Linked DNA regions of Homo sapiens: region 1 is linked to region 2. The links are chromatin loops, found by intact Hi-C in ENCODE. Cell type or tissue: dorsolateral prefrontal cortex. All regions are shown on one strand. Links, peaks and the distances in the headings refer to the core of each region. The heading gives the core; the rest is flanking DNA. Region 1 overlaps SLC39A11 (solute carrier family 39 member 11). Region 2 overlaps SLC39A11 (solute carrier family 39 member 11).

Evidence for each region. Peaks named below come from ENCODE experiments on the same cell type or tissue, not always from the same donor. Only the 100,000 strongest peaks of a DNase experiment are listed, where the experiment ranks them.
Region 1: a loop joins it to region 2, with 2.3 times the contacts of the local background. A loop is called at or near these places in 3 of 110 quality-filtered maps.

Annotation. Positions count from the first base shown.
Region 1 is chr17:72,910,674-72,922,432 of GRCh38, forward strand. All of the region lies in intron 5 of SLC39A11 (solute carrier family 39 member 11), which reads right to left. Among named protein-coding and RNA genes, the nearest start is that of SLC39A11, 180 kb to the right of the region's middle. In dorsolateral prefrontal cortex, for the core only: no CTCF peak of the experiment used is centred there; a DNase peak (open chromatin) is centred at 5,048; H3K27ac peaks cover 844 bases.
Region 2 is chr17:72,719,842-72,731,600 of GRCh38, forward strand. All of the region lies in intron 7 of SLC39A11 (solute carrier family 39 member 11), which reads right to left. Among named protein-coding and RNA genes, the nearest start is that of LINC00511, 85 kb to the left of the region's middle. RefSeq lists enhancers at 1-104, 105-782, 5,700-5,769, 7,849-8,143 and silencers at 1,465-1,680, 5,820-5,889. In dorsolateral prefrontal cortex, for the core only: CTCF peaks have their summits at 5,800 (motif pointing right) and 6,002; a DNase peak (open chromatin) is centred at 5,840.

The DNA.
Region 1 (11,759 bases), core at 4,091-6,590, 190 kb after region 2:
CCCAATACTTTGGGAGGCCAAGGCAGGCAGATCACTTCAGGCCAGGAGTTCAAGACCATCCTGGCCAACATGGTGAAACCTCATCTCTACTAAAAATATAAAAAATAGCCGGGCGTGATGGCAGGCACCTTTAATCCCAGCTACTCAGGAGGCTGAGGCAGGAGAGTCACGTGAACCCAGAAGGCAGAGGTTGCAGTGAGCCAAGATCACACCACTGTACTCCAGCCTGGGCAACAGAGCAAGACTCCACCTCAAAAAAAAAAAAAAAAAAAAAAGAGTGTTCTTTGCATCAGAATAATACCAACCATAGCACCACACTTTGCCCAGAACCTCCGTGGGACTTCTACTCACAACTCAGTATAGGTTCTTTTTTCTTGCTTAATACATATTAAAACCCACTTATAAAACAAGTAACAGAGTAATCACACCTTTATAAATAGACCTTCCCTGTACACATAAAATAAAATAATATCGCTGCCTCCACCATACGGATTTAGAGATGAACCAGTTTTTTAAAACACTCATAGGTGGGAATTGAACAATGAGAACACTTGGACACAGGAAGGGGAACATCACACACCGGGGCCTGTTGTGGGGTGGAGGAAGGGGGGAAGGATAGCATTAGGAGATATACCTAATGTTAAATGACGAGTTAATGGGTGCAGCACACCAACACGGCACATGTATACATATATAACAAACCTGCACGTTGTGCACATGTACCCTAAAACTTAAAGTATAATTTAAAAAAAAAAAACTTTACACAAAAACGTTCTCTTTTTACACATCTCGTGGTCTCCCTCACATCTGCATCTCTGTAGTTTGCTGGGTCCTGTCTGGAGTGCCCTTACCCTCCCGACCTCCCTTTTCCTGTCAGCCTCCTCGTTCTCCTTCCGCTCGCCCAGGCAATCTTCTGTCCTTCCTAGGAGAGGCAGTCTGATTCTGATTCTTCTGTGAAGACCACCCTGAGCACATCAAACAAAACCAAACCCCACCTCAACCATTCTGAGCCCAGGCTGGAGTACAATGGTGTGATCTCAGCTCACTGCAACCTCTGCCTCCCGGGTTCAAGCAATTCTACCACCTCAGCCTCCCGAGTAGCTGGAATTACAGGCACACATCACCATGTCCGGTTAATTTTTGTATTTTTAGTAGAGATGGGGTTTCACCATGTTGGCCAGGCTGGTCTTGAACTTCCAACCTCAGGTGATCTGCCCGCCTTGGCCTCCCGAAGTGCTGGGATTACAGGCGTGAGCCACTGCAGCCTGGCCCAGTTTGGAAATTTCTAACAAGCAGTTGAAAATGCAGGGCTGGTGCTCAAGAAGGCGTTCTGAGCAACGTGATGGGATTTGGGATGCACAGGCACACTCCTGGTGGGCATTGGTGCTGCAGGCATGAAAGATGTTACCCAAGGAGCGTGCCAACACCAAGGAAAAGGAGGAGGTTTGAAGAGAGCCAGACCTGGGTTTAACCTCTGGTTTTTCTAGCTAATAAATGAGCAGCTAAGTAAGCCTCTCTGAGCCCCAATCTCCTCATCTCTAGCCAGTCCAATCCTATGATATGGACCCTGCAGAAGCCTGGAGAGCTGGAACTTCACGATGTCTACAGAGGACCTAGTGCAGTCCCCACCAAGCAGGAGGCATTACAACAGAAGCCACACACAGAAGACCTCAAGGCAACAGGGGAATCTGGAGAAGGTGGTGCCCCAAGTCAGAAGAGAAAGTGGCTGTTAACATTATTTACATTCTTAGGACAATATCTTTTTTTTTTTTTTTTAAGTGATGGGGGTCTTGAGCCGCTACCCAGGCTGGAGTGCAGTGGCATGATCACAGCTTTCTGCAGCCTTGAATTCCTGGGCTCAAGTGATTTTCCCACCTCAGCCTCCCAAAGAGCTGGGAGCCTGCCACCACACCAAGCTCAAGGTCATTAAAGGTGCAAGACAGGATCCTTAATGGTGGCAACTTCAGTAGGCTGACGGAGGAGAACCTGAGGGTACGGGGGTGAGGAGGAAACACCGGACCAGAAGCATCGACCAGAGCAGAGCATCTCACTTGGTCCTGCCTGTGCCAAGGACAAGCTGACATGGAGAAGGCAGAAGATGGAATCAAAATGTCAGCAATTGGCATGATCTTACACCCCAGCCCTACTTGCTCATCTCCTTGCCCAGACCCTGAGCTGCGCCCCCTTCTTTGACCTTCTCCCCATCCCTCTTGCTCCATTGGCAATCGGCTCAAGAGTGCTGACTCGAGAGACAGCTGAACCCCAAGAGCTTTCCCCAGATGTGGTGTCAGGACGGTAGCAAAATATATACCATTTCTGCTTTTTTAAATATGCTTGGGTATTAAAGTAGGAATAAAACAATCCTGATGTTTCCAGCAATTTCTAAAAAGTCCTGATTTATACTCTGAATGCCAAATGTCCAGAATATAATATGCCATATTATATACTGGTGTAGACTAGAGAAAGTTAGATAGGAGGTAAGAGGGCAGGAGGAAAGAAATTGGAGGGTGTAGGGGCAAAAAAAAAAATCCTTTTTTAATTTTTTTAAATGGGAAGCCTTGGGCATCTTTATAAGCTGAATGAAAGAAGTCGACACAGCGGACACTGTCATAAGTGGAACAAAGGATGAAGCTAATCATGGAGGCAAGCTCCCTGGAGAGACAGGGACAAAATCAAGAATGAGCTGGAGAAATTAATCCTGGAGAAAGGGAGGGACCTGACTTCCTTGAAGGCAGGCAGCCAGGAAGTAAAGAGGAAGGAAAAATCAAGATACATTTTTGGCAAGGGGGCAGGAAGTGGATGGAGTCTCCTCCTGGGATACCCAGTTTGCTCAGTGAAATAAGAGATGACATCATCTGTTGAGAAGGAAAGGCCTAAAGGATAAGGATGAAGTAGGGGGTAGGGGGAGAGAGGTAGAGATTTGGACTAATCACCGTGGGAAACAAATGAGAGCACAGCAAGTGTATGTTAGAGGTCTGAGGACTCGCCCAAGGCTCCTCTGAGGTTGCGGACCATGAACTTGACATGAAGACCCTCTGTGGCATGGTGGGGTTATCTGCTAGTTCTCCAGAAATCAAGATACTTCTTTTATCAGAGAACCAGGGTATCTGATAGACTCTGTATCTCAGTCTGCATGCAACAGAATAATCTTCTGTTCTATATTCTTCAAACATCTCCAGTTCCCATTGACAACGGTAATTTTTAAATGTCAAAAATTCTGAATATCAGCATCAGAAAGTTAAAATATGCAGTTGCCAAAGAAAAAGAAATCCACATACAGTTGGCCCTCTGAGTCGGAACCCACAGATTCAACCTACCATGAATTTAAAATAATTGAAAGAAAAAAAAAGGCTGGGTGTGGTGATGCGTGGTGACTCACGCCTGTAATCCCAGCACTTTGGGAGGCCGAGGTGGGTGGATCACCTGAGATCAGGAGATCAAGACCATCCTGGCTAACATGGTGAAACCCTGTCTCTACCAAAAATACAAAAAGTTAGCCAGGCACGGTGGCGGGCACCTGTAGTCCCAGCTACTCGGGAGGCTGAGGCAGAAGAATGGCATGAACCCGGGAGGCAGAGCTTGCAGTGAGACGAGATCGTGCCACTATACTCCAGCCTGGACGACAGAGCGAGACTCCATCTCGGGGGAAAAAAAAAAGAAAAAAGAATACAAAATAACAATACAATAATAAAAATAATACAAATAAGAAACAATATAACTACTTATATAGCAGTGATATAGTATTAGGTATGATAAGTAACCTAGAGATGACTGAAAGAATATGGGAGGATGTGCATATAGGTTATATGTAAATATGATGCCATTTTCCATCAAGGACTGGTGCATCTGCAGATTTCGGTATCCACAGGGTCCTGGAACTAATACCCCATAGGTACTGAGGGACAGTTGTATAAAACGTTGAATAGGCCGGGTGCAGTGGCTCACGTCTGCATTCCCAGCACTTTGGGAGGTCGAGGTGGGCAGATCACCTGAGGTCAGGGGTTCAAGACCAGCCTGGCCAACATGGCTACTAAAAATACAAAAATTAGCCAGATGTGGTGACAGACTCCTATAATCCCAGTTACTTGGAAGGCTGAGGCAGGAGAATCACTTGAACTCGGGAGGCGGAGGTTGCAGTGAGCTGAGATGGCACCACTGCACTCCAGCCTGGGCGACAGAGCCAGACTCTGTCTCATAAATAAATAAATAAATAAAATTGAATATCTGTGCCTTTTGTTTGCGGTGGTTTTTGGTTTTGATTTTGGTTTTTGCCAATCAAGTCATTCCCCTGTTTCTGCTTTAGTGGCACAGGCTGGGGCCACTTTGTTTTTCATTGGGAAAAAATGGATTTTCTTTTTATTCATGGATGTTCGCTGTCCTGACCGGAGCCTCCCGGGTATCTCAGTTGTACCCAACCTTGAGAACCTGTTGTCATACCCACCCCACGTATTAATCATGTTACAGACCCAGGGGGAGACTGCCTGTCCCAGGGCTAGGTAACTCCTCAAGAGAGGAAACAGCTTATTCTGAAGATGCCTCTCCTGTGCTAGCCAACCACCTCCTTATCAAATGCTCACACCGGGACACTATTTCTCTCGCCCACCATCCACCCAGGCCCAGGTACCAGTCAACTAGGGACACCCCTGTAGCCCACCAGAATTGTTCAAACTAGCTCGTTTTAATGCTTTACCTAATTGTTACCCTGCCCTGCCTCGCTTTTCCTGAGAAAATCCCAACAAAGGCTCTAGTCCCGGCTTTCCCCTCACTCTTCTGCTTCCTGGTGCTTTCCTGTGGCCTGTGTGGTACAACGTGGGCCTGGCATGACATGGCAGTGTGCCCCCTTCTCTTGGGAAATGCAACTCATACATCCTCACCTCCATAAATTAAAATCATGTGGATACAAGTGAGACATCCCACTCCCAATCCCAACCGTGCTGGCCTTTCTCCAGCCTTTCCCCTGCTACCTGTCATCGGGTGTTTAGCTCATATGCTAGCACCTTGGGAATCCTGGCAGTGGGCGAAAGCCGAGCCAGTCTGACAATAACCACAAACCAGGGGCCCAGATGGTCCCACGCCTCGTCAGCCTGGAGCAGCTCACATCCAGTAGCTCCTATATTCACACCTTTGTGACTGCTATGAAGTGAAATGTCCCCGAATCCATTTTTTCAAAAGTCTGCTAAGTAGACATTTTTAGGGAACCTTCGCTTTCTTTTCATGTAAATAGAAACCAGCCACCTACACCCACACAACCATATGCCAAAGTCTGGTGCCATCTACTGAAACACACATCCACACGTCTGGCCGTACCCAGTAATACTCGAGTACACAAAGGAGATCTGGCCTTTTGTTTTACAAGAAGGGATTGTGTGTGGAGCTGCTCCATCTTTTGGAACAAAGAGAACTTCTGCTCAATTAATGAGCAAATGCTGGAGTTCACTGCATTTGAGCACTCCATTAATCTCAGCACTGCATTCACCTCCAAGACACGACATTGTGAGCTGCCCTCACAGCAGTGAAATGCGCGCACACACAGGCACGTTACACATGCACACACATATATCTGTACACACAAACACACAAACTTGAAACCTTCTGTCAAGAGGGAAAAAAGAGACCTTAAACCACTATTTGATCACCTTAAGCATAAATGAAACCATACAGCCCTAACTCTTGCCACACTGGCTCGGGCAGGCTCTTACACGGTTCCTCCAATGAGCACAGCTGGGAGTCCTCAGGGCCAGTCCCAGGAGTTCATCAAAGTCCATTGCACGCGGTCCCTTCCATGTCTATTATGGTCCTCTTCTGAATGGGAGGCAGCCACACCCAGCTGTTACCATGGCAGCAGCTGGGCACTGCTGCCACTTTTCCAGGATGTCACTGTAGGACCACCAGGCCTACATCCTCCTTCTGTTTCACAAACCCTCTCTTCCCCTGCCCCCCAACCATCCTGGCCTTAGTACTTGGGCAGGAACCCAACAGTCAAAACTGCACCAGTGGCCAAGTTCGAGAGATACATCCCAGCCTTCCTCTGGCCACTGAAGCCACATTCCTGGGTCCATATATACCCTATTCCTCTTTACCAGGCAAGGACTCTCCCAAAAGGCTTCCCCATCTCCCTCCGCACCTCAATTCATGGCAAGCCCACCCAACTCATTGACCAAACATGCCCAGACAGGGCTGAATCCCTCTAGCAGACTCAAGCTCAAGCTAGGAATACCCACACGTTCCACACACATAGGGAGACTTTAATTAAGACTGTGATGCAATTCATACACTTCTGAAAACATTTGCAAATTAAAAGGAAGTTGGAGAGGGTAACAGAAAGGAATGGACCAGTACAAACGTCATGATTTACTGGGGGATGACCACTCTATCTTCAGTGACCAGATAGGAAGTGGTCCACCGCTTGGTAAAAGGACACCCAGCGGGGGAAGAATAGGTCCACATTCCATTGAGATACCAATGCCAGTTCATAACAAACACAGCTGTTTCCCATCACCTGCCAACTCAAGATGCACACACGTGGTTAACACACACTCTCTTCTCCACTTCTCTCTTCTCCACTTCCGGGGTTGGGCCCTGAAATCATTCTGCTTTCCCAGCATTTGCTAAGCATCTGTCAGGCGCCAAGCACTGTGTCTGGGCTGTGGATTCAAAGGCAAGGAAGGCTGGATCCCTGCTCTCTGGGATTTATCTCGCGGCAAAATGCTCCTACCTAAATGGAGTTGGGAGGAAACTGCGAGTTGGGGAAAATCACTAGAGGGAAGAAGTGAGGGGGGATTTGGGAACACCTGGAGCATGTGAGGGACAAAGAGCATGACCACTTCTCAACAGAGCAGCTAACAGGGGAGATATACACAGCCAGCAAGCAGCATGCAAGACACTGAAATGTCTAGAAATGGAAAAAGATGGACAAGAGGAGGGAGGAGACATTCCAAGAAAAAAATTTCATTTGCCTGACAATTTAACTAGGGCCCTTGTGACATGTGGACGTCATGGAAATCCACTGGCTGCTCTTTATTGGGCTGTGTACAAAATAAAAGTGGGCAGGAACCACTGTGATGTAAATATCTAACATGCTAAGTGTCCAACTGAGTTATTATCAGTAGGTCAGGATTAATGAGTGAAGGAGCTGCGTTGTTTTCTCCAGAAGACATTCTTGAGCTGATTCATCTGAACAGACTCCATCTCCTCTGTGACCACCAGCTACCTACAGCAGGAAGGTCTCTGATGAGGTGAGGGGTTAGGTGCTATAGGTGGCCAAGGAACAGAATGAAACTAATGGGATCCAAAGACCTCACCTCATCGGCACTGTTACCTGCCAGGGGCAGAACAAAAAGACCAGGGTGCAACCTAACGAGCTGAACTTACGAGATTCGTGGGCCATCTGGTGCTTATTATCTCTCCTCTACAGGACTCATTGTCCTTACCTGTAATGTAAGAGCACTGAGCTGGCTAGGCGTGGTGGCTCACGCCTGTAATCCCAGCACTTTGGGAGGCCGAGGCGGGTGGATCTCCTGAGGTCAGGAGTCCGAGACCAGCCAGGCCAACATGATGAAACCTTGTCTCTACCAAAAATATAAAAATTAGCCAGGAGTGGTGGCACATGCCTGTAATCCCAACTACTCAGGAGTCTGAGGCAGGAGAATCGCTTGAACCCGGGAGGTGGAGGTTGCAGTGAGCCAAGATCGCACCATTGCACTCCAGCCTGGGCGACAAGCGTGAAACTCCATCTCCAAAAAAGAAAAAAGAAAAGAGCACTGAACTGGATGATGATTTCCAAGGTCCACTTAAACTCCTAATGTCCCTGATTCACACCTTGCACCCACCCAGTCTCAGCCAGAGCCCTGGCGCAAGACAGTGCTCTCAGGAAATGTTGGGAGGAAAGTGAGTCTATTACAACCAGCATCAGAAGAAGGGTAAAAGGAAGGAAAGAATGTCCCTCTCAACTGGCCCCAGCTTTCCCAAAACTCTGCCTTTGGCTTGTGCTGCACAGATGACAAATAACTGTTATAAAACACATTTATAATCCAGCAACAGTCAGCCTGCGGAGCACCTCAAACCCAAAGAAAGAAGGGCCCCCGGCCAGCCTTATAAATCATGCTCGAGGCTGGGCACAGTGGCTCAAGCTTGTAATCCCAGCACTTTGGGGGTTGAGGTGGGTAGATCACTTGAGGTCAGGAGTTTGAGATCAGCCTGGCCAACATGGTGAAACCCCATCTCTACTAAAAATACAAAAATTAGCTGGGCGTGGTGGTATGTACCCATAATCCCAACTACTCAGGAGGCTGAGGCAGGAGAACTGCTTGAACAGGGGAGGCTGAGGTTGCAGTGAGCCAAGATTGCACCACTGCACTCCAGCCTGGGTGACCCAGTGAGACTCTGTCTCAAAAAATAAAATAAAATAAAAATAAATCACGCTCATAACCCAATTCGGACCTCCAAACCTGGTTTAATAAAATTTGCCTCTCCACGTGATTCATTCTGGAGCATGGTTATACATTTGTTAATGTGCCACAGCATGATCTTGAAAAGTTGGGGCATAGAAGAGTGTGCCGAAAGACAGTCTCTGCCCACTCTTGCTGATAATAATAATAATAATAAAGCTATAGAATAGGAAATGGGTAAGCCATTTGGAAAAACAAAAAAACAGAAATAACCAAGCAAACCACTTTACCATGATCATAAAGGTGAAGAAAGAGACAGGGAAGAGAAAGGGAGAGAACTTGGACCACAGCAACAACGATGAATAGCGTAGAGGGGCTTTTGATGATACCTAGCATGTGGGGAGCTGAGAAATTGATCTGCTTCCCAGAAGTAAAGAGAAGGTGAGGAATTGAAAACCCAAGGGAACCGGGCGTGGTGGCGGGCGCCTGTAGTCCCAGCTACTCGGGGGGCTGAGGCAGGAGAATGGCGAGAACCCGGGAGGTGGAGCTTGCAGTGAGCCGAGATCGTGCCACCGCACTCCAGACTGGGCGACAGAGGGAGAGTCCGTCAAAAAAAAAAAAAAAAGAAAAAAAGAAGGAAACCCAAGGGAAGAGAAGCCAGAACCCTCTGCCTGTGATGATGACCCCGCGTGGGGTGGAGACAGAGCTGCCAGGGTGGTCGGGCAGCACGGCCACCACAGCTGCATCTCTGATGCTCTGGTTAACCCCAGTGCCCTGCTAGGACCACAGGCTCTGGCTGGAATTCACTTTCGGAGAGCCGGGTGGACAAGCACAAACGTGGTCACAATGAATTTCAAGGACTTCTTCGAATGCCTTTATTACTGCGGAAATTCATTGCCTGAATGATGTTTGAGATCAATGGACTGCCAGCTAGAGCTTGGGTTGCTTTCTCTTTTGGGAGAAACTGCAGTTTCAATAGATTCGGCTGGTGTGGCCGTTTTCAAAAGGGCTCCTCTTTTTGTGCTTTCGCTAAACATTTAATAAATTTATGATTTCTCTGTCCACCAAACACGGCCAGAACCACTTTAGACATAAGTGGAAATTCAACAGGGGGATAAGGGAAAATGTCCTCCCTGCTGCAATCTATCCCAACACAACAGCCAGGGTGATCCTCTTTAAACTGAAGTCAGGTCACGTTCAAACGGGAAGCCTCAGCACAAAAGCCAGGATCTTACTAGGACTTCTGAAGGCTTGTGCAAGCTGGCTACCATTTTATTTCCCCCTTCCTCTTCTACCATTCTCTGCTTGGGCAACCCCTCTTTCTGACTCTTCTTGAACATGCCAGCTCTGCCCCACCTCCAGGCAGTGACACCTGCTGGGCCTTCCACCTGGAATGCTCTTCTCCCCAAATATCTGCCTGGTTTGGTCCTTCACCTGCTTCAGGTCCTTATAGAAATGCCACCTTCTCAGATGTTCCCTAACCATGCTCCCTAAATTTACAACACTTAAACCCCATACACACACACCCTCTTCCCACCCCCTCTACAACTACACCCCATACACACACACACACCTCCTACCCCCTTACACCATGTACACCCTATACACAAACACACTTCTCACCCCCTTACAACACCTACACCCCATACACACACTTCCCACCCCCTCTACAACTACACCCCATACACACACGCATACTTCCCACCCCCTCTACAACACCTACACCCCATACACACATGCACACTTCCCACCCTATCTATAACTACACCCCATACAAACATGCACACTTCCCACCCCCTCTACAACATCTACACCCCATACACACATGCATACGTCTTACCCCCTTATCTGCTGTTTCTTTCTCCTTAGCAGTCAACACCATCTAACGCACTATGTATTTTGCTCATTTAGAACTCATTCTCTGTCTCCTCCACTGGAATGTCGGCTCTCTATGAGAGGGGACTTTCATTTCTTGTTCTTATTCTTGCATTTGTTTGTTCGGTTGGTTGGTTGATAGGCTGGCTACTACAGTAATGTGCAGTGCCTAGAATGTGCCAGGAAACACTTAAGAATTTGGTAACTGCATGAAATGAATGAAAAAGTAAGAACACAAGCCCAGCATCTTGCTCCTTCCCATGACCTGGCTTAACAAACCATAGGACTATGCTTCACGAGAACCTGCTGCTGATGCTGCACTTAGGGTCAGGATTTGGAGAGTGTGACACCGAAGGCGAGAGTTCTTCCACGGGGGGATCAACTGGTGATACTGAATCAGAAGACAGTGAGGGCAAGGAAAGTGAATGGGACTAGTAGGGTGAACACTTGTCACAGAAAGACTATTATATTTCCTAGAAAATGAAAACAGCTACAACCTAAAGCATGCCTCAGTGAGCAGATCAGAGTGGAGAGGAGAAAAAGAAAAAGAAAAGCAAAGAATAATTATAGTATGAAGAATGCATGACATCTGTGCCTTCTCCCAAGAGACTGGGCCTAAGGAAGAGCCTGAGGACATTCTATGAAATGCTGAAATCATATGCAGAATTTTGCAGGAATATGCATATTGCTGGAATAAAGATCCATAACTTTCACCAGCTTCTCAAAATAGCCCCTGATCGAAATGTTAGAGGAACGCTAACTTACACAAGAATGCCCTAATTCCTTTTATTTCCACTTATATCCATTTATTAAGTGCCTATTACCATATCTCACCAAATTCTAAGACACCAACAATTCCAAGACACAGCGTTATTTTATGCAGCATGTCAGTTCCGCTATGACATGCCATTGGTTGTAAGGCAAATGCTAATTTCAGAGATGCTAAAAATGCAAAACGATGTGAGGCTTAGAAGCTACAAATAACAGTATATGTCAAGCTCTGTTGCTAGTCCCTTTACATATGTTATCTGAGTCCTAGTGTGAAAAATGTTATTATTCAATTATAATTACAAATGAAGACAAAGCCAGAATTCCAAGGTGAGTTCCAACCTAGGTCTGTCTGAAAGCCTCCACACCAGCACACCACCTCCCAGCAAAGATATGGCTCCCACATCGGCAGACCTTATAACGAAGTACAGAACAAGAACCTCTAAACAATCAAGCTACAGACAGGTAATGAGAGTTGGGTATCAAATGATCACAGAAGCACCCAGCTTGTGTCTGGAGCAATCCTTCAAACAAACTTCCAAATCTCCCGAAGACAGTTTCACATTTATTATTCTAAGGAGCCTCTGCTCTTTCACCTACTTTATAGCTCCCTCTCACTTCAATAAACTACTTAAGTGGAAGTTAATGATCCAGAACATATAGTGCTCTGTGTTGAAAGGGGAACTTAGGAACAAAAGGTGCATGATTCCTTGTCAATGTTAAAACACA
Region 2 (11,759 bases), core at 4,591-7,090:
GGGCCGCAGCATAAAAGCCCCTTGTGCTGCTCATGGAGGAGACGCTGCTGCCCGGCGGATGGGGGAGGGGCAGCACTGTCATCTTCCTTTTTGCTCTGAGAAGGTGACTTGTGTGGTTAGATGGAAGGGGCCCCCAAATGAGTCCAGGAAACTGGGGCGCAAAAGGGAAGCAGCTCGTGTGCTTGTGTGGTCTGGAGGGGCCGACCCTTGCCGTCGACACCCCTAGCACAGAGCTGACCACGCATTGCCTGGTTCTGGGTCCCGTGCAGAGCATAAAAGAGGTGACCCAGGCTCTGCTCCCAGGGAGGACACAGGAGAGAGAAAAACACCACACAACGAAGGCTGGGGACAAGGGCTGGGCAGTACCAGGGCCAGGGCTCATGAGCATGCACAGTCCATGCTGTGATAAGATGACGAAGTCAGCCTGGGAGGGCCTCGGGGGAAAGAGGGCAAAGGATGTGAAGGCCCCTTATAAAGCACGGAGCTCTAGAAACAGGAGTAGAAGCAGTGGGAGGGCAGAGCAGCCAGGCACACTCACAGACCCTGCTCCTGGACCTGGGCTCCGAGTAGCCAGGCACACTCAGAGACCCTGCTCCTGGACCTGGGCCCCGAGGCTTGGATGTCAATTCCCTGCAGACAGTGGAAGCTACTTCTGAGACAGTTCTTCTCCTGGGGAGGCAGGGAGTGGGGAGTGCTTGTCCTGGACCTGAGTGGAAATAGAAATGGGCTGGCCATCTAGCTGTAGGATGTGTCATGGGTGTGCCAGGAAGCAAGAGCAGTAGCTTCACCATGGACAGTGCTACCTACCATCCACCAGGCTCCACTCAGGGAGCTTTTCCTAGAGAAATTCAGTTCATTGGTCAGAACAATCCACTGAGGTAGATACTATTATTCTCATCTTGCAGATTAGGAAACAGAGGCACATAAGAAAAGCAACGCATCAAGGTCATAGACCCAGTTGATGAAAGAGCCAGGATTTGAACCCAGGGAGTCAAGCCCCAGAATCCATGGTCTTATATAGCATCAATAGTGCCTATTCATCCCCCGAACACATACAATGAGGTATGAGGGGGTCTGCAGTAAGTTAAACTTGATAGGAAACAAGACCCACCCACTCCCCCAGGCTCTCCCACTTAGCTTCTCCTCCTGCCTGGCCAGGTCGCCTCATAGCCTAGAACACCCCAAAAGAGGTAGGTTCTGGGGCCAGAGACTAGACTAGGCACAGACTTGACTGCTGTCCCTCGCCTTTTTTTTTTTTTTTTTTTTAAGTTTTGAGACAAGGTCTTGCTCTGTTGCCCAGGCTGAAGCGCAGCAGCGCGATCTCGGCTCACTGCAACCTCTGCCTGCTGGGTTCAAGCGATTCTCCCGCCTCAGCCTCCTGAGTAGGTGGGATTACAGATGCATGCCACCATGTCCGGCTAATTTTTGTATTTTTACTAGAGACGGGGTTTCACCATGTTGGCCAGTCTGGTCTCGATCTCCTGACCTCAGGTGATCTGCCCACCTCACCCTCCCAAAGTGTTGGGATTACAGGCAAGAACCACCATGTCCGGTCTTGACTGCTGCCCTTACTAGCTACGGGGCTGTGGACGAGAGGCATCTCAGTGCCTCAATTTTCTACATCTGTAAAACAGGGCTCATCTTGGGTCCATGTGTGATGATTCAAGAGAATGAAGGTAAAAGACAGCACAGGACTGGGCACACAACAAGCACTCAGCAGAGCTCCCCTACATAACACTCATCATTACTGTGGTCCATGGACCAAGATGCAGGATGTGGCCCTGAGAAAGGCCCTTGTCATGATGATGCTCTGTGTTTGAGAAACAGAACTTTAAAAGTTAAAATTGGCTGGGGGTGGTAGCTCATGCCTGTAATCGCAGCACTTTGGGAGGACGAGGCAGGCAGATCACTTGAGTTCAGGAGTTTGAGAGCAGCCTGGCTAACATGGCAAAACCCCATCTCTACTAAAAATACAAAAATTAGCTGGATGTGGTGGTGCATGCCCATAATCCCAGCTACTCAGGAGGCTGAGGGAGGAGAATCGCTTGAACCTGGGAGGCAGAGGCTGCAGTGAGCAGAGATGGCGCCACTACATTCCAGCCTGGGCAACAGGCAAGCCTCCATCTCAAAAAAAAAAAAAAAAAAGTATACCCTGTAACTCAGCTGTGAATTAAAAAATTATTTTTCTCTCGGATATTATTCTGTCCCAGGGCCCCCATTTCCATGAAGTAGCCAAAGAAAAAAAAAAGGTCAATCCAAAGGAATTCAGTATCTTCCAGTATCAATTTCTTTTCCATGCTAATGATTCTCTTTTGGGATAATACTTAGGAATTCAAGAATCGAGATCCCTCCTAGGGCTGTGACTTCCTTCTCTCAAAAAGACTCCCCTTCCCTCCCTGCCCTCCTCTCATTGATGGCTTCTGCACACAGGGAAAGACAACAGGGAAGCAAAAGTCAAGGGAACACATTTTAAAAATACACCGTCCAATTTCAAGAAACTAGATTTTCAACAGATGAAAACAGTAGCAGAATAAATTGCAGAGTCCAGATCATCTTGTCGCATTGCCCAATGGAGTTCAAACGGATTAGTTTGTATCAAGAGCATAATGACAAACCAGGTATTATTATGCAAGGTTTTCATATTGTTTTACAGAATTTGAACTGGGGTGGGGTGGGGGAGGGAAAAAGTAAGGTCTTTGGAAGGTCTTTGGTCTTTCTGTTTGGAAGACAGAAAGGACTTTGTTTTATCCTGAGCTCCTGATTTCATGAACTAATTTCTGGTGGTAAATAACACTTTTTTTTTTCTTTTTTGAGACAGAGTCTCGCTCTGTTGCCCAGGCTGGAGTACAATGGCACGATCTCAGCTCACTGCAACCTCCGCCTCCCGGGTTCAAGCGATTCTCCTGCCTCAGCCTCCCGAGTAGCTGGGATTACAGGTGCCTGCCACCAAGCCTGGCTAATTTTTGTATTTTTTAGTAGAGACAGGGTTTTACTGTGTTTGCCAAGCCGGTCTGTATCTCCTGACCTCAAGTGATCCACCAGCCTCGACCTCCCAAAGTGCTGGGATTACAGGCATGAGCCACTGCACCTGGCTGCACTTTCTAGAAGGGTGATCTCTCATAAAATAATTCACTGACCATGGCGGTCTACGATTGCATCTTTCCTTCAATGCCTTCACTTTGAAAAATATAAAGGGTGGCCGTCGTTTGTCAGTCTTTACATATTTGGGGGACGTCTTCATTGTCCAACAAAGCCCAACAGTCTCATAGCCATGGATACAATCTGCCTTTCTCACATGATGCACGTAGAAACTGAGGCACATACAGTAAGGGCCGAGTGCTCAGTCAGGTTGTCAGGTGCTTGTCAGGTGAAGTCCCAGATGCTTCATAGAGAGATGTCACCAGGAGGACAGAGTGCTGAAATGAGCACGTGTCTTAAAATCCCTCCCAGGATTTTCTTTGTCTTTGTAGGAGTGTAAGAGTGTGTGTGTGTGTGTGTGTGTGTGTGTGTGTTTGCAGCCTAGCTGTCAGGAGGTCTGGATTAGAGAATTTCTCCATCCTTCAAAGGAAAACCATCTTTCAGAGTAAGTAGTAGCAGGAAGAGATGGATGACAGTAACTGGATTTGTAATACCAGTGAGGCCAACCCCAAACACACACAACCATCACCCTACATGTGGATTGTCTGTGCTAGGAGAAGAAAGTACAGGCGTGAAGAGTGCTAACTTCAGAACACCCCAAAATCAACTAGATTTTTCTTTTTGCCATTTTTGAGGTGATACATTTACTTTTCGAATGACTTCCGTTGAATAATGTTATTTGTTCCATCAGTCCTGGGGAGTGAAGAAAGTGGGTCGTAAAAGTCTGCCAGACACAGACGAAGCCAGACCAAGATGGAACCTTGTGGGCAATCTCAGGTTAGCAGGTAATCAGATCATTCACCCATCTGTCCATCTGTTTATCCAATTCAACCCAGAGATTCACAAGCACCAGGCTCCATGATGGCATATTTTGCAGGCAAATGGCTATTAAGTTCTTCATTCTCCTCCACGTGTTCTGGAAAATCACCAGGTTTCCAGGTAACGACGGGATTGTATTTGTCAGCACAGAACTGGGGATGTGGAGGACAAAGTCTCCAAGGAGTAGTTCTTCTTCCCTGGTAGGATTTCTCAGTCAAAGAAAAATCTTAGACGTGCAACTATTGGGCGATCAGTGGTGCTAACACGGGAACACACATCTTACTGGCAAAACACTGTCCCTTTTATTTTTTTTTTTCTGTAAAACGTTGCTCTTATTGGGAGCTTGAAAAGCATTATCATAAAAAGCCATGGGAAGGGAGAAGGGGAGAGGAAAGAGAGGGACAGAGGGGGATAAGAATTGCCCAGGTTTGGACAAGGACTCTGGAGATGAGGCCCAAGATGATTCATTTCTCCCTGTTCGCTTCCCAGCCCTCAATCCCATCTGGCTCCTTTCATTTGAGTTTTCTATTGCAATGCACAAAACAGATAATTTTCCAAAAGCTTGCTCAAAAGCTTCCAGGTGGTCCAAGAATGGGAGGGGCACTTCTTGCAGTTCAAATGGGACAAGAGAAAAAACATCAAGAAAGCGGTGGGGGGGAGTGAGCTTCAGAGGGGAAGCTGAGACAATGAGGAAAGCAGACCTTTTGAGACATCCTGGATGTTCCCTCCACCCTCTGAAATGGAAACATGACCAGCTACAGACAGATCAGCTCTTAGAGGGGAGGAAAGAGCCCCAGGGTTCAGGAACCAGGAGCTCTGACTTGAGTCATCCCTGATGACTTCCTTTTCCACTCTGAGACTTCAGTTTCTTCACTTATAACATTAGAGACTTGGGCTAGATCAGGGATTTTCTGCCAAGTGCAGAGGGGAACTTTCATGGAAAGGGTGGTATCTATTCCATCCAGAGTGTTCGCTTAGGAACTTGTTCCAAAAGCTCAACTGCTAAAAAAAAAAAAAATACTTAAGAGGCAAGATGATCTTTCAAAGTCATGTCCAGCCCACCAGTCCTACAAATTCAAGCCTGTTTTCCCAGTTGCAGTTGATGAAATAACTATTCTAAGTTCTCTCTCTCCAAAAAGATGAATCCTGTGCTCAGTGAATCTCTGTGGATTGAAGGGATGGATGGATGGACAGACTGATGAATGACTTGATGGCAAATTACATAGGATGGTGAGAACCTGTTTGATCCTGGTCTGGCTTTGCCCATGCATCCGGTGGACTTCCTTGGCCTGGCCCACTTTCTTCACTTCCCAGAACGCATGCAATAAATAACATTATGTTTTTAAGTCACTAGAAAAGTAAATGTCACCCTCTCCCCTCCAAATGGCAAAAAGAAAAACTGAACTGATTTTTGGGTGTCTGGAAGTGAGGACTTTTCGCACCTCTATGCTCCCCTGCTAGGGTAGACCATCAAAAGCTTGGAGTAGCTTCTGACACTTTAATTGGCCCATTTCACATTTCTACCCCTCTACGTAGGGTCACATAAAAGCTATACTTTTATTCCCAACATGGGAAAATAAGACAATAACGAGCTTTATAAATGCTTAATTAAATGGGGGGTGAAAAATCAGGGTATAACAGCCAGAATATAAGGATGTTACTATTTTGAAAAATATCCAAAGCAAAGTTGGACATGTCCAAAGTTACATGTAACTTACATATATGGTCCTTAGCCTTCTGCAGATACACCTTCTGTACAAGCCGAACATAGATTTGGATAGCGACACACAGTCACCTTTCCTGGTCAAACTTTTTCCTTCTGGTACTGTGTCTAGCAACCTATGCTACCAAGCTACCGCGTGGTGGCGCCGTCTGTCCACCGCTGCCAGCCGGCACTTTCAAATTCCACTGTCTCTTTGTAAGGTGAGGCTGTGTAGTGTGGCAGGATGAGCCAGGAAAACTGAAGAGAAGGAGCTGCCAATAGATCACTCTAGAATTCCAGACAGGGTAGTGTGATAGGTTCAAGAGAAGAGCTTGCCTGCATAAAATAAAATTGAGAGCACAATGTGCGATTGCAGATAAAGAATAGAACAGGATTGTGCCGAAGTGACTCAAGGGTGGGAGGGGCATTTTTCTGCTGTGAAAGGGTGGGGACAGTGGGATCAAGATGTCAAAGTATTTTCTCCACAAGTACCTTAGTGTCCTCAGGCTGGGTCTCCAATTCTCAGGCTAAAAGCCACTCTCCAGGGAGACCAGGCTGGGAATGCTGAGACCCAAGTTGCTAGGCAGGGAGGAGGTTAAGATCAGCAACTTTGAGGAAGTAAGGGTCTCCCTAGGATGCTCCACGAGTCTGGGAGACTGAGTGCTGCCTGGGGCAGGTCTAGGCATTGCAAGAGCAGCTGCATGGAGGCTTGGAGGGAGCCAGTGAAGACAGCTTGCTTGTTCAAAGATGTTAGAGTGAACTATAATTAAAATGTTTCCATGTGAGTTCTCCGAGACTCCTCCCCGCCACAACAATGAAGTCTCCTTTGTAACTTCTCTACAGGTAACCTGCAAGCATGCTTTCAATAATCTACAGGATGCACACCTGGAGTCCCAGCTACTTGGGAGGCTGAGGAGGGAGGATTATTTGAGCCCAGGAGGTCAAGGCTGCAGCAAGCTATGATTGTGCCACTGCACTGCGGCCTGAGCAACAGAACAAGATCCTGTCTACACACACACACAAACACACACACACACAATCTACTGGAGCAAAAGTAGAGGGGCTGCTTGGACAGGTAGACACACATGTAACGTATCTTACACATACAGACATGCTCATCTACTAGCTAATGTTGATGAATGACCAGGAAAATATGTCAAAATATGCCACTTTTCTTTCTAAATAAAGGGTTGCTTTGTTAACTAATGGCTGCTGTCTTAAATAATTGTTAATATATCAACATATATATGTATAAGCCAGGGGAAAGGATTTATCTGACTTACGATCTTTCCTCTTTGATCAGAGAGGCAAACATATATCTTAAAATTGGTTTTGATGCCTCCATGTGTAATTTAATGGGCTATACTACATCCAAATGTAGACTAATCAACCATGCCTCCTTTACCAAGTGTCTGGGTGTTGATTAGCAGTAGCTGGTCCGGTCATATCTTGGGGATGTGTTTTGTGGACTATCCATGGCACACTAAAGTTCGCAGCCAGCCTCCTCTGCTGTGCACAGCCTGCTCTGGGATGGCCGCTGCACCTGTAGGTCAAGGCAGGTCCACAGACTACAAACGTCTCTTGACGCGTGCTTAGTCAAAGCTTAAAACAGGAAGTGGTATGTGAAGCTGAGTGTTTAAGCATAAACAGTCTTACTCTCCCTGCTGGTTTGAATGATGCCTGCCACTGAGTGAAGTGGGAGCTGAGGGCATGTCTCCTCTCCAGAGAACATGTTCTTTGAAGTGACGATACAGCAGAAAGGAAAACCGCTTAAGCATGCAATTCCCCAAGCACATACGGTCTGAAGAATTCCTCTGTGATTGAAACAGAAAGAAACTGCTATGGGACCAGAACAGAAAGAAGCAAGCTGGGGCCAGGCACAGTGGCTCACGCCTGTAATCCCAGCACTTTGGGAGGCCGAGGCGGGTGGATCACGAGGTCAGGAGATGGAGACCATCCTGGCTAACACGGTGAAACCCATCTCTACTAAAAACACAAAAAATCAGCCAGGCGTGGTGGCGGGTGCCTGTACTCCCAGCTACTCGGGAGGCAGAGGCAGGAGAATGGTGTGAGCTCAGGAGGTGGAGGTTGCAGTGAGCTGAGATCGTGCCACTGCACTCCAGCCTGGGTGAAAGAGTGAGACTCCGTCTCAAAAAAAAAAAAAAAAAAAAAGAAAGAAGCAAGCTGTGTTTCCCTTGAACTACAGGCCTCCCTCTGCTGGCTGAGAGTCTTCCTAATTCAGGAGACAATGACCTCTGAATGAACACCTTGGTGCAAGCTGACCTGGCCAGGTAGGGAGGTGGACAGATGGGAAGGAGCTGGGGAGGGCTCCAGGAAGGTGAGGAAGTAACGGCATCTGTACACCAGATGGCAGCAGCCACACACACATGATAGGCGAGGTGCCTGCCTGTCTTCTTCCCAGGTCAGAAACCCCTGAAGTGGGAACTGAAGACAGTGCCTTCTTGGAATAGTTCCTTTTCTTGTGGGTGGCTATAATGCCACAGGCGACGTTTATATGAAGCCTCCTGCTTCAACAGACAGGGCACAAGCAAGAGGTCATAAAAAAGACAGTTGGCCTCAGAGTATTTAATGATGAATATGGGCTAAAAACAGGGATTGTGTCCACTAAAGGAGGGGTCTAACGCTTTCTGAAAAGGGTCAGATAGCCAGGTGTGGTGGCTCACGCCTGTAATCCCAGCACTTTGGGAGGCTGAGGCAGGCAGATCACTTGAGCTTAGGAGTTGGAGGCCAGCCTGGGCAAACTCAATCTCTACAAAAAATACAACAATTAGCTGGGTGTGGTGGTATGTGCCTGTAGCCCCAGCTGCTTGGGAGGGATGCTGAGGTGGGAGGATCGCTTGAGCCCAGGGGGTCGAGGGTGCAGTGAGCCATGATTGCACCACTGCACTACAGCCTGAGTGACAGAGTGAGACCCTGTCAAAAAGAAAGGGAAAGGGAAAGGAAAGGAACAAAGGAACAGGGAGGTCAGATAGTAAATATTTTCAGCTTTGCAGATAGTAAGTATTTCCAGCTTTTCAGCCTTAAGATTTCTCTGGCCATTATGCAGATCAGCCACTGTAGCACATATGGAGCCAAAGACAATATGTAAACAAATGGGTGCGCGTATGCTCCAATAAAGCCTCATTTCCAGAAATAGGTGTTGGGCCAAATTTGGCCCGCAGACCATAGTTTGCCAACCCCTCCACTAAAGGAGTCATAAACTATCTGGCTCAGTTAGCTTGGTGCACGTGTACCCTGGGCCTGTACTGGGTAACGCTTTCCCCAATCTGTGTAAATGGAGTCCTTCTTCCCTCTCAGTTCACTCCACGGCACGAGATTAACCTACGTCTCCTTGTCACTTGGACTCAAATTCTCCCTTCTCCCTTCCACGCGACAACAAAATCAGCTGGCAAACGCTGTCTGTGGGTTCTGTACGCAACAGCTCTTCCTGGGATCAGTCCTCATTCTCATGGTCATCACAACATCCAGTATCTTCTTCATTGCTGCTAAAACACACAGCAGTGGGGTGGGCTGTAAATATTCTTTTTCAGTTGGTGCATTCTTCACACTGGTTTATCTCCCCACCTGCTCTCCCAGATTATTTTATCTTAGCCAGATGCATGTTTGAGTTACCTCTTGGGTGATGTCTCTTGCCTGCATCGGAACCCACCATAGTTGCCAACTTTTTGCTGAGTAATGCACCTGTTTCTTTCCTGCCTCAATCCAATCCTTTATTTATTTAGTTTTATTTTTTTTGAGGCACAGTCTCTCTATTGCCCAGGATGGAGTGCAGTGGCACGATCACGGCTTACTGCAGCCTCAACCTCCCTAGGCTCAGGTGGTCCTCCCACCTCAGGATTCAGAGTACCTGGGACTACAGGTGCATGCCACCCCACCTGGCTATTTATATATATATATATATATATATATATATATATATATATATATATATATATATTTTTTTTTTTTTTTTTTTTTGTAGAGACAGGGTTTCATCATGTTGCCCAGGCTGGTCTTGAACTCCTGGGCTCAAGCAACCCACCTATGTCAGCCTCCCAACATGCTGGGATTACAGGCATGAGCCACTGCAACCAGCCAATCCAATCCTTTAGACATACCTTCTCTAAAGCACCAGAAAATTCTATCTCAGTCATATCGGTTTGTCCACCAGCCCTGAAAAAACCTTGGCACCTACCTTGGCATTTGCTCAGAGTACTACCTGCCCTTATCATCCCCTTACCAAAGCAGACCACCCCTATGCTCCTGATGAAATGTAGACCATTCTATGAAGAGCCCTTGAGAGGAGCAAAAAGCTTGCCTGTCTTCTACTGGTTTCTTGGTCTGGCTTGGATCAAGCCCTTTGGAGCTTGGACTGTGTTAATCTTATGCCGCCTATGGGCTTAACTGTCGATTAATAAATTACTATGGGTATCTTTTCTGCTATTGACTTTCAACTATATCACATCGAAATCAAGACAATGCGGTCTGAATGGCATTGATCTTAGGGTATGTATTCTGACTCTCTCTGTGGCAGAGCACTCTAATCCATTTTAGGAACCCTCACGTGGCTTGAAATGAACGTAAGCTTTCTAATGACTGGGCTACAGTTTATATATGTCCACTGCATGCATTTTGTTAACTTAATATCTGCGTCATCTACAAGTATCAGACAGGGACATTAAACTCCCCCACCATGACTGTGTTTCTCCTTGCAATTCTGATGATTTTTCCTTTAAACAGTTCGAGGCTTATGTTGCTAGGCGCCTACAAACGCAGCATCAGGATGTCATTCTGGTACATTACTTCCCCTTTCCTTAAGTACTGACCTTTATCCCTTATCTGGCTTTCTGCCTTCAAGTCTGGTTTGTCTGAGACAAAAATGTAATACCCGCTTTCTTTTGATTAGCGTTTGCCTTGTATCTTTCTTCCTTTCAACTTTACCATGTCATATTTTAGGTGTGCCACTTATTAATCACTTAGAACTGAACATTTAAAAAGCAAAACCTCTTTGAAGAGATGAATTCCACCATCTGACGGCTGAATTATTTCACTTTGATTTTCCATCTCTCTTCCCAGTGTTTATTCGTTCATGCATTCTCACTTCCCTCCTCCATCCTATACCTCTCTCTCTCATTAGTAGTTGTCCTTTTAGATTCACTAGCATATTATTATTTTTTGAGACAAGGTCTTGCTCTGTCACCCAGGCTGCAGCACAGTGGTGCAATCACAGCTCACTGTAGCCTTGACCTCTCAGGCTCAAGTGATCCTCTTGCCTCAGCCCCCTGAGTAGATGGGACCACAGATGCACACCATGATGCCTAGATGATTTTTTTTCTCTTTTATAGAGATGGGGTCTCCCATCTTTATACTCAGCCGAGCAATAGGAACTATAGGTGTGCGCCACCACGTCCGGCGAATTTTTTGTATTTTTAGTAGAGACGGGTTTTCACCATGTTGGTTGGGCTGGTCTCGAACTCCTGACCTCAGGTGATCCGCCCGCCTCGGCCTCCCAGTGCTGGAATTGCAGGTGTGAGCCACTGTGCCCGGCCAGCCATGCCCATTTCTTTACGTATTATTTAGGGCTACCTTGGCACTTGCACGACAGTCAGTCAAGCAGTTGTGACAGAGATTATATGGCCCACAGGCCATCTGGAATTCTAAGAGAAAGTTTGGCAGCTTCTACTCTAGAATGGCAGTTACTTTTTCTTGGCACTTTGAAGACAGCATTCCCCTGTCTTCAATTAGAGCTCAGAAATCTTCTGTGAGTTGAACTGTCGTTTCTGTGTAGAGAATCCGTCTCTGCCTCCGGTATCTCCAGATTCTGTCCCAGTCCCTGGTGGATATGGTTTGGATCTGTGTCTCCGCCCACATCTCATGTGGAATTGTAATCCCCAATGTTGGGGGTAGGACGTGGTGGGAGGTGATTTGATCATGGGGGCGGCTTTCCTCCTTGGTGTCTTTTGTAAAACTATTATATTATTATAAATCTATCCATTATTAAGTATTAAAAAGTGCTTTCATTTGTGCAACCTTATGCAGTTTTTTTTTTTAAATAAACCTTTCATTTTAGATTAGCTTTAGGTCTACAGAAAAGCTCAAA